Linked DNA regions of Mus musculus: region 1 is linked to region 2. The links are chromatin contacts, found by Hi-C or POLR2A ChIA-PET in ENCODE. All regions are on one chromosome and are shown on one strand. The core of a region is the stretch at or near the end of the contact, and the rest is flanking DNA. Distances in the headings are between cores, read along the strand shown. Region 1 overlaps Elk3 (ELK3, member of ETS oncogene family). Region 2 overlaps Cfap54 (cilia and flagella associated protein 54).

What was found. Hi-C counts contacts between places; a loop is a spot of excess contacts on that map. ChIA-PET counts read pairs that join two places held with the same protein, here RNA polymerase II (POLR2A).
Region 1: a loop to region 2 is called in a map of T-helper 1 cell, with 3 times the contacts of the local background. The contact joins two enhancer-like sites. A Hi-C loop is called at or near these places in 1 of 37 maps with a recorded cell type or tissue (T-helper 1 cell). POLR2A ChIA-PET finds 5 or more read pairs at or near these places in 1 of 5 experiments (Patski).

What each region holds. Positions count from the first base shown.
Region 1 is chr10:93,251,563-93,258,409 of GRCm38, reverse strand. Elk3 (ELK3, member of ETS oncogene family) reads left to right here. Exons shown (of 5, transcript NM_013508.2): 4 at 3,599-3,721. Among named protein-coding and RNA genes, the nearest start is that of Gm32551, 30 kb to the left of the region's middle. Within about 2 kb of position 2,961, at least 2 of the 3 ENCODE cell types and tissues checked have a DNase peak (open chromatin) inside an H3K27ac peak, as active enhancers do.
Region 2 is chr10:93,046,955-93,053,670 of GRCm38, reverse strand. Cfap54 (cilia and flagella associated protein 54) reads left to right here. Exons shown (of 68, transcript NM_001347060.2): 6 at 5,594-5,737. Among named protein-coding and RNA genes, the nearest start is that of Gm40739, 24 kb to the left of the region's middle. Within about 2 kb of position 2,574, at least 1 of the 3 ENCODE cell types and tissues checked has a DNase peak (open chromatin) inside an H3K27ac peak, as active enhancers do.

The DNA of each region.
Region 1 (6,847 bases), core at 1,712-4,211, 200 kb before region 2:
AAAACAGGCAGAAAGAAGAGTCCAGGCCGAACCTGGCCCGCAGACAAAATGACCATGAGAGGAGAGATGGGGAGGGAGAGAGGAGCCGCTGACCAAGAGAGGCAATCGGGAGACCAGTGTTGCCAAACTGACTGAGTTAGAACAGGAATCAGACTGGAGGGTGAAGGCTAGGGAAGATGGGAAGTGAAGCCCAGGCCCTGGGAGGGAGGGGCTTAGGGCAGGGGAGGAGCCACAGGTACTGAGTGAGACTTGTCCTGGGTTTGAGACCTTCGCCCCTTCTTAGAATTGGGAACAAAACACCCCTGGAAGGAGTTACAGAGACAAAGTTTGGAGCTGAGACGAAAGGATGGACCATCCAGAGACTGCCCCACCCGGGGATCCATCCCATAATCAGCCACCAAACACAGACACTATTGCATACGCCAGCAAGATTTTGCTGAAAGGACCCTGATATAGCTCTCTCTTGTGAGGCTATGCCAGTGCCTAGCAAACACAGAAGTGGATGCTCACAGTCAGCTATTGGCTGGAACACAGGGCCCCCAATGGAGGAGCTAGAGAAAGTACCCAAGGAGCTAAAGGGATCTGCAGCCCTATAGGTGGAACAACAATATGAACTAACCAGTACTCCCAGAGCTCGTGTCTCTAGTTGGCCATCGTTGGGAAGAGAGGCCCCTTGGTCTTGCAAACTTTATATGCCCCAGTACCGGGGAACACCAAGGCCAAGAAGTGGGAGTGGGTGTAGGGGAGTGGGTGGGTAGGGGAGTGGGTGGGGGAGGGCATAGGGGACTTTTGGGATAGCATTTGAAATGTAAATGAAGAAAATACCTAATAAAAAGTTGGGGGAAAAAAAAAGAAGTCAGACCCGAGGAAGGCGGGCACGGAGTTGAAAAGTTCTTCAGCTCATCGAGCACTGGGGGTTAAGAACAACGAACAAACCCTCCAACGGCCATGAAAAGAGGAACCAGAAGGATGTGCACAGTATGAGACAGAATATATTTAATGTTAAGGGGTGAAAGGGTTCCATAGTATTCTAAAGATTCAGCAAAAATCAAAGAAATCATATCAGCCTGAGGGTAGACTGGGGGTCTGCTTCCAGGTGGTGGCATTTCTGACGGGCAGAGAGAGACAGGAGTAGAAAAGGTTGGTGCAGACAACACACAGCTGCAACACATCTGGATGTGAGTCAGCTGCTCTCGTTAAAGGTCACAGGTATACACTCTCTAGGCGACCCAGAATTAAGTGGATTTGAATGGGGAGGAAGAGAAAGGAGATCCTAGTGGGAAAGCCCTTCTTGCGTGTCTTTTCACTGACATCAGGAACAACTGTAGCCATTTGTTAAGCCAGGCATTCCCAGGCTCCTCAACAGCCCCGAAAAGCCTGCCCTTTACAGGCGGTCCTCCCTCCAGGTCAGGCAGAGACACCTTGGAGGCTCTGCAATGTCCTGAGATAACCCAGGCAAAGCTCTTTAGGAAGTTCCCCTTCCAAGTTCCCAAACAATCCTTCCTTTAAGGTTGCAGGATCTCCGGCGAGAACTGCAATTGGAGGAGGAGTGAATGAAGTCATTTCACAATGTTTATTTGCATATATTATAGAAGGCATTTCAAATGTATTAACCATGAGAAACAGAAGGCCCCTGCATTCTATGTGCATCCTGTATTCCTTGGAAACAAATGTGCAAGCGCCTCAGATCCAGAGGGGATGTAAACGGTAGATCCTGCACTTTACATATTTCCCAGACGTGTGAGTTTGTGGCCTTGGATGAGAAAATGGTAGCTGCCCTTTCTGGTTTAGAAGACTGTGCCTGCCGACTTTGAGAAGAACCTGAGAGCACTGACCCTGGTTATTAACTGTTAATAACACTGTGGTTTGAACCTGGCTCTAAAGTACCTCAAAGCACCTGGGTCTGCGGACTAGGGCCTAACCTACCCATACAAGTTGGATTCCCAGAACTTTTTAGCACCCAGTTGAGAATTCCTCATGAATGGATAAATTCTATTTAATGAGTATGTCTGGTACATTTTATATTTATTACTGATTTACAAAATGACCTGAGTCTCTTAGACTTGACATCTTTGTGTATTGGTCATATATATACATTATATATATACATTATCCATACTTTTATATAATATGTAAATATCTATTTATATTGTATGCTGTAATATATATAAGGTAAATAATATATAAAATAATGTGTATATTACTATATAAAACTAATATAATATATAGTAATATATTAAGAGTATCATTTGAATTACATGTCCTTGCAGCAACCCTGCAATAGCATACATTTTCCTTTCCCCCAGTTGACAGATTAAGATTGAGGACCAGAGAGGCTGGGCTGTTCGTCCGAGGTTGTCTAGCTAATGAGCAGAGGTTCTGAACATGGGAACCCTGTCAGAGCTCATGCTTACCCATTTATTTTTAACCATGAGGCCAGCTGGCCTAGCACACTTGTGAAATTGCCTCCAACTAGGAAAAAAAAAATGGATCACTAACTCAAAACACGTATTTATCCTAGTAACCTCGTAGGCCATTCAATATGTAGAAGGAAATGCCATGGAACCAAAGACTCAAAGAACTTGGTTTAAATCTGTTTACCAGTCAGCACTTCGGCTGGAAGACCACTGGATGTTTGTCTCTCTCTCCCGCTGAACAGAGCAAACCTTTCAATTTAGGTTTAAGCTCAAATGCATTTGATAATTACAGAGGCTGCCGGGGCCAGTTCTAGGAAAAAATAACACGGCGGCATCCAGCATGATGCAATCTTTAATGCTGGCGCCTTTGCTGTGTTCTTACACAAAGAGTCTTATTGAGGGGCTCCTCTGGTCACTAGAGGTGCAGACACCCTGGGCCAGGGAGTTTGCCTCTGCTGAGAAGAAAAGCCGTGCAGATTTACTGGCTGGGACGGCTTGTTTCTCCTGCCCTTTAGCTGGCTTGTGGGCCAGGCCTCCTGCCGAGTGCGGGCAAGCAAATGCCAGTCCGTCACTTCTAAGAAACGCTGCATTCTGGCTCCACAGCCCTACTTTCCCATTGCCAGGGCAATGGATTCCTCCCAGCCCCACGTCCAGAGTGAAGTCCGCAAGATCAGCTCAGGGCTTCTGAACAAGCGGCTGCAAGCCATGCTCATAGAATTTCAATTATTACAGGGCTGTTGATAATGGGGCATGATGCCCAAGATGATCCTTTTTACAAGCATGTGGCCCGTGGGCGGGGGTGGGGGGGTGTTGTAAACTTTGGGTGTGATCGCTGTCCACTGTGGCTAAACAGTTTGATAAGAAACGAAGCCCCCCTTCCAGGGATCCTATTCAGTCTATACATTTGTCTACTGGGAGCAGGGGGAAGGGACAGAAGGAACTGTTTGACAAGTTGCTACAAACCTGACTTTTCCAACCAGAATGTAGCTTGCCTAAGAACTGCACATAAAATTAGTACTGAGAATTAAGCTACTCCTAGTCATGTGGAGAGAACTAAAGTTGCCCAGTTTTCCCGAGAAGGCGAGGCTTGGTTCTCACACACTGACCACTCCGCTGCTTTTTGGTCATGGCTGGTGTTAGGTGACCCCCAATCAAGAGCTGCCTGTTGCCTTGTCTTCTAGACACCAAGTGGACTGTTTCTGGCCTCGAGTCCGCTGCTGCCCAGCATACACTTCTGGAGCAGCCTTAGTCCTGTCGCCCCACTGAGTCCTGCCAGGCTGCAAGGGCCGAACACACTTTTCCAGGTAAGTGTCTGCAAATGAGCTTTTAAACGCGAGTCATCTAACGGATGGCTTTTCTCTAAATTCCACAAAAGCTCTCTCTGACGGTACCTTCTGCCACTGAGCTACCAAGTTAAAAGTTTCCAAGGGGAATTCCTAAGGATTGGGTTGAAAGTCATTTTAGAGACAGACATTTCTTTTCTCTGAGGCAGAGAAGAGGTTCTTCTATCAGGAACACACACATGGATTCTTTAAGGGTTCTGGATACTTCCACGTGACTAGGAAAACTGGAAATTGACTGCAGGAAATGATTTAAAATTAAAACATGATTTTTATAAAAGCTCTATAAGAGACTTTAAAACAGGAACCCAACTAGTCAATAGATTCACATGAAAAAACACTGAAAAAAATAGAAACAGTGAACAGTTTTCCCAAACTGGAGTAGAAACGTTACCCGCATCATTCTACAGATTATAATCAGGCTTGAATTATGTAACAAAATACTGTGCAACATATGGTTAAAGAATGATGAAGCTGAGCCGGGCAGTGGTGGTGTACACCTTTAATCCCAGCACTTGGGAGGCAGAGGCAGGTGGATTTCCGAGTTTGAGGCCAGCCTGGTCTACAAAGTGAGTTCCAGGACACCAGGGCTACACAGAGAAACCCTGTCTCGAAAAAAGAATAATGAAGCCCTCCCTGAGTTAGGTGAACACATTCATTATCCATTCTTCTTCTGGAATTTTCCAGGAGCTTTACTCAGTATCCCATGGAGATCAGTATCTCCTGAGTCTCAAAGATTGCTACACACCAATAGGGCATTACTGTCTTGAGGATGTGAGTTCAGGCAGGGCAGGAATGAAGCAAAGGTAGACGCCTTGCTAGCTCCACGCTCCTCTCTAGCTTGGTCTACCCAGCCTGCTTCCCTTGGCCTAGGATGCTCACCCCAAACTGGCTGTCGCTCCTTATTCCCACGGTCCTTAACATTTTACATTAGGACTACCCATTGATCTGGCAAGTGGACCCCCCCCCAAAAAAAACCCTCAAAACCATAACCTGTTCACTGTGCTGTCTCCCAGCTTCTAGCACATCAATGGTCACACACATGTCAGTCATTACTGATAGCCTAGTGACAAGATGCCAAAGCACACATGCCAATAAAAGATGTGATGAGCTCCAGGCTGTCCTCTAAGGTGGTCACTTTGCTTAGCAAGGCTAGTATTTGCTGAGCACCTCTCTGCAAGAACACCATGTCTACACACCAGGATTTACGAGCTCTCTGGGAGGACGGAGCAGCTTCGGAGGTTTAGATTGCTATCCTGTGCTTCTGGTTTCCTGGCAGGCTTGGAGTAGGGTGTCATGGTGGGACTACTCCCTGGAGTAATTGAGTTTCCCTCTCTCCCTGGCCCTGAGTCCCAGCCCAGCTCACTTCTGCTCAGACACAGTGAACATGTTGGTGGCTACCATTTTATCCTCAAGTGGCACAGTCTAGTAGAAGCGTAGTGGGAGGGAGCTGTCTGAATACATCACCCCTCGTGGGCAGGACCGCATGAGTATGGAGTCTAACGTGGAGCTTCTGCAGAGCTCAGTGAATGTCTGAAAAACAAACAGCTTCTCATGTCTATGGGTTTTGCGAGTTCTGCCATCTGATTGGTACAGAGGTTAAAGATCTTCCAGGAAAGCCACAAGGAACCAGTGGAACTTTGTTTCTATTCCAGTATTCCCAACAGTAAAGAGAGTTCATTTCCACAGTGGGTTGACAGCCAGGATCTCTGGGAGCTGGGAGAAGTCCATACCACATAGCCAGTGGTTCTGCGAAGCCAGCATGCATCAGGGTTGCATGGATATTGTGTCAAGTAAAGATGCTAGGCCCACCCAGGGGCTTCTGATTCATGGGGTCTCAGGCATGGTCTGATAAAACAGTCACACTTCTGATAATGTTCTAGGAAACATTAGGAACCACATTCTGAGAGCCAACCGCTGTAGACTAGGGGTTCCTAATTTACATTTAGAATTCTGCAGACTACTGCATACAAAGGCTGTCTGCAAAGAGGTTCTATTCTAATTTCTGTAAACAGATCTGTTTTCAATCCAAGAGCCATTCAAAAACCAGCCGGGGAGGTTGAAAGGGGGCCACAGCTTAGCTTGGATGGCTGAGAGGTTGCATGGCCTGGAGTTCACAAGTGATGGCTGGATCCATGTGCAAAGGGAAACAACTCTGTCCCTTAAAAAATATTATTACCCTGCATAAAAAAGAGCAAGTGGTCATATAAAAGTTGGAGGTGGCAGTTTTAAAAATGGCAAACAATAAACTTCCTCAGAGGAATGAGATTTCCAATGAAAAATAATAGGACATCGACTGAAATGGATTTCTGGGAATACAGATTACCACTGAGTCCCATCAAAATGAATAAAAACGTAAGTCTCATTTACATACACCGGGTGTTGGTAAATGAAAGAAAAATCATAACCTACAGCACATTTTGAGCAGAGTGGGCATGTGTCCTGTGTGAGCTTTGGAAAAGCAAACCGAAATCCTTAGGGAGGGAGTTGGTGGAGCTAAGGCATTGCTACGCAGATCTCCTGAGACAATGATCTGCTTGTCTGTCTATCTTAGAGGAAGAGTGATGGGCACAGGGTCATACACTGTAGATCTGGCTAGCTTGGAGCTTACTTTGTAGCCCAGGCTGACCTTAAACTCACGGTAGTCCTCCTGCCTCAGCCTCCTGAATGTGGGGATGACGGGTGTGCACCAGCCTACCTAAAACCATGCTTATAGCAGACTAGAGCAGATATGGCAGAATTTCAGCAGAGAGAGAAAACGACGCACTACCCTTTCTGGAAGAGGTTATGTTTTCTATTTGCAAAGTGTTTTAGAAAAGAGAGAGAGGTATCTAAGGCACTGGCCGAGCGTGAATCTAGAGCCTGATCTACAAACACACTGGGGCATACCTCACAGGCAGGTACATGTGGAAAAAGGGTAGAGGAGACTCGGTTTCCAACTGAGAATGTGCTCGATAGAACATTTTAGCTTGACACACTTTTATAGCTGTGGTGGGAGCAAAGCCAATGAACCTTCTGTGGGGGGAGGGGGGAACCCAAGCCAATCAGGACAAGTATGGCAAAGGAGTGCACAGAGTGGGCAGCAATCCA
Region 2 (6,716 bases), core at 1,325-3,824:
AAAAAAAATAAAAACAAAGACTATTACTAATAATAACTTGAACAAATTCTGGGCCAGCGTTTTGAGTACAAATTAAACAGAAGTGAGGCTGTCCCACATATAATAATAAGCTGCTCTGTAGATTCTGCCGCCCATGCTGCCTTTAGTTGCTGTTGAGATCCTAAAAAAGATTTCACAGTTGCTGTGTTAACAAATACCGCTCCACAGAGCTGCCATGGCTTGGTCTGCTCTAGAGTTTGCATGTCAAGAGCTTTGAAGGGCACATCTGTCTGTATTAGCAATTGGTTGTTAGTGTTGGCCGTTGTTAATATCAAGAGGATTTTAAATCAATGTGATAGTCCTCTTAAAATAATTCATTTATAATCCATACCAAACATCTCTTCTCCCAGCCTCATGGGACTTGAGTTTGTCTCTGACAAAGTACATGGTAGAAGAGGATAGTTGAGTAGCCCCCAGCCTGTGGGAAGGGGTTTGGGGCAATGCCGCCTGCAAGGATTTAGGGGTTCTACAGCTGTCACCTAAGGATCTACTCATTTATTAGGCGCTACTCATTTGTTCCCTGTGGCAAGCTTCAAGGGAATTAAGACTTTTTTCCACCCAGAAATTCCCAAGTCTCCACACAGTATCTTCACATAGCTTATCTGAGGCTACACATGGGTAACTCCACTTAATGGACATAAGCCCTGGAGACCCCACCACACAGGAAGCCTACCTACCAGCTCTAGGGAACTTTGACTTGATAAAGCTTGCCTGTTTTTTAAAAAAATATTTTTATTCATTTAGTACGGGTATGTATACACATGTGTGAATGTGTCTGTGTGTGTGATTACCACAGATGAATGTGTGTGTCTATACATATATGAATGTGTGTGCATCTCTGTGGGCGTGTACACATGTATGAATGTTTATAGGCCAGAAGTTGATGTCAGGTACCATCCACAGTTGATCTTCATTTTGGTTTTTGAGACAGGAACTCTCTCTCTCACAGAACTTGCACCATTTGGTTCTGGGCGTGGGGGTGATTCAGGTCCAGTTGTGAAGACATATCACTGCCAAGTCAGCCCTGTGTCACCTTGGTGGTGCTTTCTGCCACCGAGGCCAAGGTTGTTGGTTTACCTTGCCCGTATCATCAGAACCTCCAGTCTGTTTCTCTCTCCTCCCAGTACAGGACTTAAAGACACATACCACCGTGCCTGGCTCTTTGATGGGTGCTGAGGAGTGAGCTCAGGTCATTGTGCTTGCATGACACTTTACCATTTTTCCAGTCCCTGAGTTCAAGTCTGTAACTGCATGAGACAGAAATAGTACTAGTTACCCAGTACTCTCGGTGTCATTCTTGGCTGACTTAATCTTCTAGTAATGTAGAAACCAGGCATTATGGCTGCCCCTCATTATTGCTGCAAACCCTGCAACATTCTGAGTATTGTGGAAGGGTTTGGCATGCATAGCAATCCTCACTATAGTCTTTTGAGGTAGAGATCATCAGTACTACTACTACCAGGCAGTGATATCCTCCTCCTCCTCCTCCTCCTCACTCCTCCTCCTCACTCCTCCTCCTCCTCACTCCTCCTCCTACCCCCTACTCCTCCTCACTCCTCCTCCTCCTCATTCCTCCTCCTCACTCCTCCTCCTCACTCCTCCTCCTCCTCACTCCTCCTCCTCCTCACTCCTCCTCCTCACTCCTCCTCCTCCTCACTTCTCCTCCTCCTCACTCCTCCTCCTCACTCCTCCTCCTCCTCATTCCTCCTCCTCCTCACTCCTCCTCCTCCTCACTTCTCCTCCTCCTCACTCCTCCTCCTCACTCCTCCTCCTCCTCCTCATTCCTCCTCCTCCTCACTCCTCCTCCTCACTCCTCCTCCTCCTCACTTCTCCTCTTTCCTCCTCCTCCTCCCCCTTCTTCTCACAACCATCACTACCACCACCACCATATGGACCATAGTTCACCCACATCCCATGTATTCTGCTAAGTACTTTCATGAATCTTCTCACTTGATCCTCATACCAACACTTTAACAAGGACACCGTTTTCACTAAACTTTCAGCTGAGGATGCAGAGGCTAAGAAAACCGAGCTTGCTCACAATTACCGGTGTAGATTGCAGCGTTCTGAGGCCACAGTCACAAGAACCACCACACAACTAAAGAGCAATGCCTATCCAGTCACTAAATCGGCTCCTGGCTTGCCTGTCTTATTCTGGTTTACCTACTCCAATGGAGGAACCGTGTGGAGGGACAGATCTTTTTTTTTTTTTCTCTAAAATCCCAAAGACCAAGACTGATGAAGGGCTTTTCTTCAGACAGAAGCCACTAAAGCACTCACCAGTACATGCCTAAGCAGTACTCCCGCTAACAATCAAGAGACACCTTTGCTTTGGATCTTCTGAGGCATCGTAAGGGGCAGTCTGGGACTCAACAAACGTTAAAGAAGACACTAGCAACAGTATGGACTTATGCTTTGCTTTCTGGTGAAGTATTTGGCTCACACAGCCGTTAAGCCACTCCCGTATTATTACTTAAATCTCAAGTCAACCTTGAAATGGCTCCTGACATGAACCTGTGATACACGAGGCTACACTGCCACCCTGTGGCCGAGTTAGTTTATTGTTTTTTTTCCCCCCTGCTGACACCTGAAGCAAGCTTTTGTGAGGTCCATGATTTTAGATCCATCTAGATTTTTAGCTCTTTGAAGTTTGATTTTCCTGTGAAGAAAATTGTCCTGTTTTAGTACATCTACTTTATTAATAAAAATAATTATTTCTTGCCTTTAGGGTTAGAGAAAAAAATGTTACTTGCCCCCCGCTTCTCCCCCCAGTGGCTTTTCATCTCCAGACTTGAAAGCAGGTTTTCCGGTGGGTTTTGGCACACTCCTCTCCTTTGTCAAAGCTTCGCTGAGTGGTGGAAAGAATGCTGCACTTAGCAGTTCAAAGACTTGAATTCCAGCCCCAGTTCACCTCTTTCAGAAACAGTTCAGACTCTGAGTCAGATTAGGTTAGATTTAACTTAAGGTCCCTTCTGGCAATGGCAATATACTCTCAGGGCTCTCTCTCTCTCTCTCTCTCTCTCTCTCTCTCTCTCTCTCTCTCTCTCTCTCTCTCTCTCTCTCTCTCAAACCCCAGTGTAACGATGAAGAGAAGCTGACTTTAGTTTGAAACGCGATTTTTCTTTCTTGCTGCGGAAGCTTTGAGGGATTTTTGCAAAGGCCTGTTGATTTGAAGAGGGTATTTACACAGACTTTTACACCATAGCCTCTGAACCACGATGATCCCGAAACAGGGTTGTTGTGGGGCAGTGGGTGCGAGGGAATAGGAGGTTCTGCTGATGCTGGCAAGGTAAACCAACAACCTGGGCCGCAGTGGCAGAAGGTACCACCACGGCCCCACTGACTTGGCAGTGGCCTGTCTTCAGAACTGGGCCTGAATCTCCTCACTGTGGCCACCCAGACACCCTAGAGAAAAGCCTCTGAACACTAGCCGTGCTGGATGAGGGAGATGAAGTTGGAAGAGTTCTACAGGGACCCGGAAAATTTATCTCGGAGACAGATCTAGCGGGGAGCACAGGCTGCTTGGGTATTTTCAGGTCCTTGGACGCCTGTGTTTGGAAGTGAGTTGTGCATTGCTTGGCACTTTCCCAGAAGACCTAGCTAGGACTGCGCGCCGGAAGCCTATTTAGGTGGATTTTAGTTTAGATTATGAAGTTGTCATTTTCTCGTGTTAAAAATCGCCCTATGCTGCCATGGTTTCTTGTTACCGGGATAGGAACTCTTGGTAGGGATGTCTGGTGCTGGTGGTGTCCGTGGGAAGAAAGTTAGGGGAGCCTCGAGCCCTACCACTTCAATGATCGCCTGAAGTATTTCCATAGCCAGCTTGGTGAGCTACCCCTTTAGTGAAGGTCTGTTTGCTAGTCAACAAGCATTTTCCGTGTGCCCACTACTTGCCAGGTGATATGAGGTTACCATATGATTACAATATGGTTACGATATGAGGATGACTCACAGGCTCCCCAGTCTAGTGGAAGGAGCTTAAGTTCCTGCCCGTGGATGGTAGAGCAGATTTGCACACTGCTGTTAAATCCTCATCTACATCCAGTAGTTTCTTTTCCTCTGGAATAGAAACTAACTAGACAGGGGAAAATTCTGCTCTTTCCTCTTCTGAGCCTCCACAGCCAGCAGCCGGGCCTGACTGTTACTTCTGTCTTTCTCAGTTTTCACTATTAAACACCACATGAACCTGATGGGTTTGCTCCATCCACAAAGCCATGGGGCCTTTTGGATGCAGTCCCCTTTCAAGGCTGGTCATTGATCCACTGAAGAAATTATTCTTTAGTTATTGAAGCCACATTTTCTCACGGGCAGAGACGTTTTGCTCTGCTGTCCAAAGTTGTCGTGACTTGAGGATCCAGGACTCTGGTCAGCTTTCCTATGCTGGGCTCTGCTGTTGCCATTTCCGGAGCATTCTGCCGAGTAGTTTTATGTCACCTTGACACAGGCTAGAGTCGAAGGCGAGGAGGAAATCTCAATTGAGAAAAAGTCTCCATAGGACTGGGCTGTAGGCAAGCCTCTAAGGCATTTTCTTAATTAGCGATTGATACGGGGGCGGGGGTGGTGCAGACATTGTGGATAGGGCCACCCTGGGCTAGTGGTCCAGGGTTCTATAAGAAAGCAGGCTGATCAAGTTGTGGAGAGCAAGCTAGTAAGCAGCACCTCTCCGTGACCTCTGCATCAGCTCCTGCCTCCGGGTTCCTGGCCTGCTTGAGTTGACTTCTTTCAGTGATGGACTACAGTGTGGAAGGGTAAGCCAAAGAAACCCTTTCTTCCCCAACTCACTTTAGGTCATGGTGTCTGATCCTAGCAATAGGAGCCCTGACTATGACAAGTACTTAACAGAGTATTGAACACTACCCCAGCCCATCATTCACACTGGTTCTTGCTCCAGAGCAGCATGGCTGGGCTGTATTAAAGTACCCATTGTACAGATGAGACGATTGAGGTCTGGAGAGACACTGAGATGTGAATGCAGCCTAAATTTATTTCAGTCTGACTGTTCCAGCCTTTTCCATTTTCCTGGTCCTCCTAAACCAAAAACAACACAGCGCTCGCTTCCACAGACCAGCTAGCAACTTTGAGTTGTTCCTAGACCAGAGCTTACACTTGAAGAATATTGCTGAAAATGAGCTCAGCTCATAGGCCTCTTAAGGAACTATTCTAGAACAATAAAGGCTCTATAACAGCTACTCTGAGATTTGGGGCTCTCTCAACTTAAATTAAAAACAAAAATTCAGGGGGCAGGGAGATAGGCTCTTGGTAAGTGCTTGCTTTACAATCATGAACTCCGGAGTTTGGTTTCCTGAACCCACATTTATAAAGAAGCCAGGCACTGGTTCTATATAGAATTATTCCTATAATCCCTGCACAGAGAAGCTGGAGACAAGCATATTCTAAGGACTAGCTGGCCTTTTGTTTGTTTGTTTGTTTATGGTCATTGATGGGAATAACCAATAACCTGAGCTCAAAGTGTAGACGTTGATGGTTCTGAGAAATATCACTATGGCTGGTGTAAGAGATGAGAAACCATTCAGTTGTGCTTTCTACTTCCCAGGCCTTGGAGTTCCTGCTGTGGGCCAGCATGTGCATGGAGTCCTCTGTCCCGCTCCTGTCCATCAGGTACCTGACATGGAGAGCCACTCTCTACACTGCCGTCTGCCAGTGCCACTATGACTGTCAGGATGGCATCCACGGGGAGGTATGTGGCTCTCTAAGGTGGATGGCTTCAGCATTTGAAGTACAGCTTATCAAACCCTCTCTCTGTTAGATGTCTCAAGGCAACAGACCAGCCAAAGAACTGGAAAGAAGCAAAGCCAAGAAACTCCTGGCTTTATCTGAAGACATTTTCTTCTTGGCTATTCCATTTTGTCGGTTTTGTGGCGTTTTTTTCTCTATGTTGCCTGTGAGTTCTCTCCTTGACTCTTGCACTGCCAGCTTGGGCTTTCTTTGCTCTTTTTATTCCTTATTCTTTTGTGGTGTGTGTGTGTGTGTGTGTGTGTGTGTGTGTGTGTGTGTGTGTGTGTGTGTGACTACATGTGGAGGTCAGAGGACAACCTTTGGCAAGGTCTTGGCTCTCGCTTTTCACTTTGTTTCAGAGAGCATCTCTTGTCCGCTGTTGCTTACTCCAGGCTAGTTGGTTGACAAGGTTCCAGAGACTTGTCTGTCTCAGCCTCCCATATTGCCATAGCAACACTAAGATTACAGATGTGAGCCACTGTGCCTGGCTTTACCTGGGGTTTGGGGACCCAAACTCAGGTACCCACTAATGTATTTATAAAAAGATAAAGAGATATAGGGATATGTTCTATGGGGTGTGGTGAGGTATGGGGGTGGGGGGATGTCTCAGCTGGCCCATGCCGAGGCATCCCTTCCCCCTGAGGGACCAGCCACAAGATGATATAGTATAGAATTGAGTCTATTCAGGGCATGGGGAGAGGAGTTAGGAGGGAAGTAGAGGCAAAGAATGGCAGAGAGAGAGGGGGGGAGAGGCCTGCCATGACCACGTGGAGAGAGGGAAGGGGATGGGGAGGGGGAGAGCAAGAGAGCAAGAGGCAAGGGGGGGGCAAGGAGCCTCCTTCATAGTGGGTCAGGCCTACCTGGCTATTGCCAGGAAACTGTGGGGTGGAGTTTAGACAGAATGCTAACACCCATGCTTGTGTAGCCAGCACTATACCCAT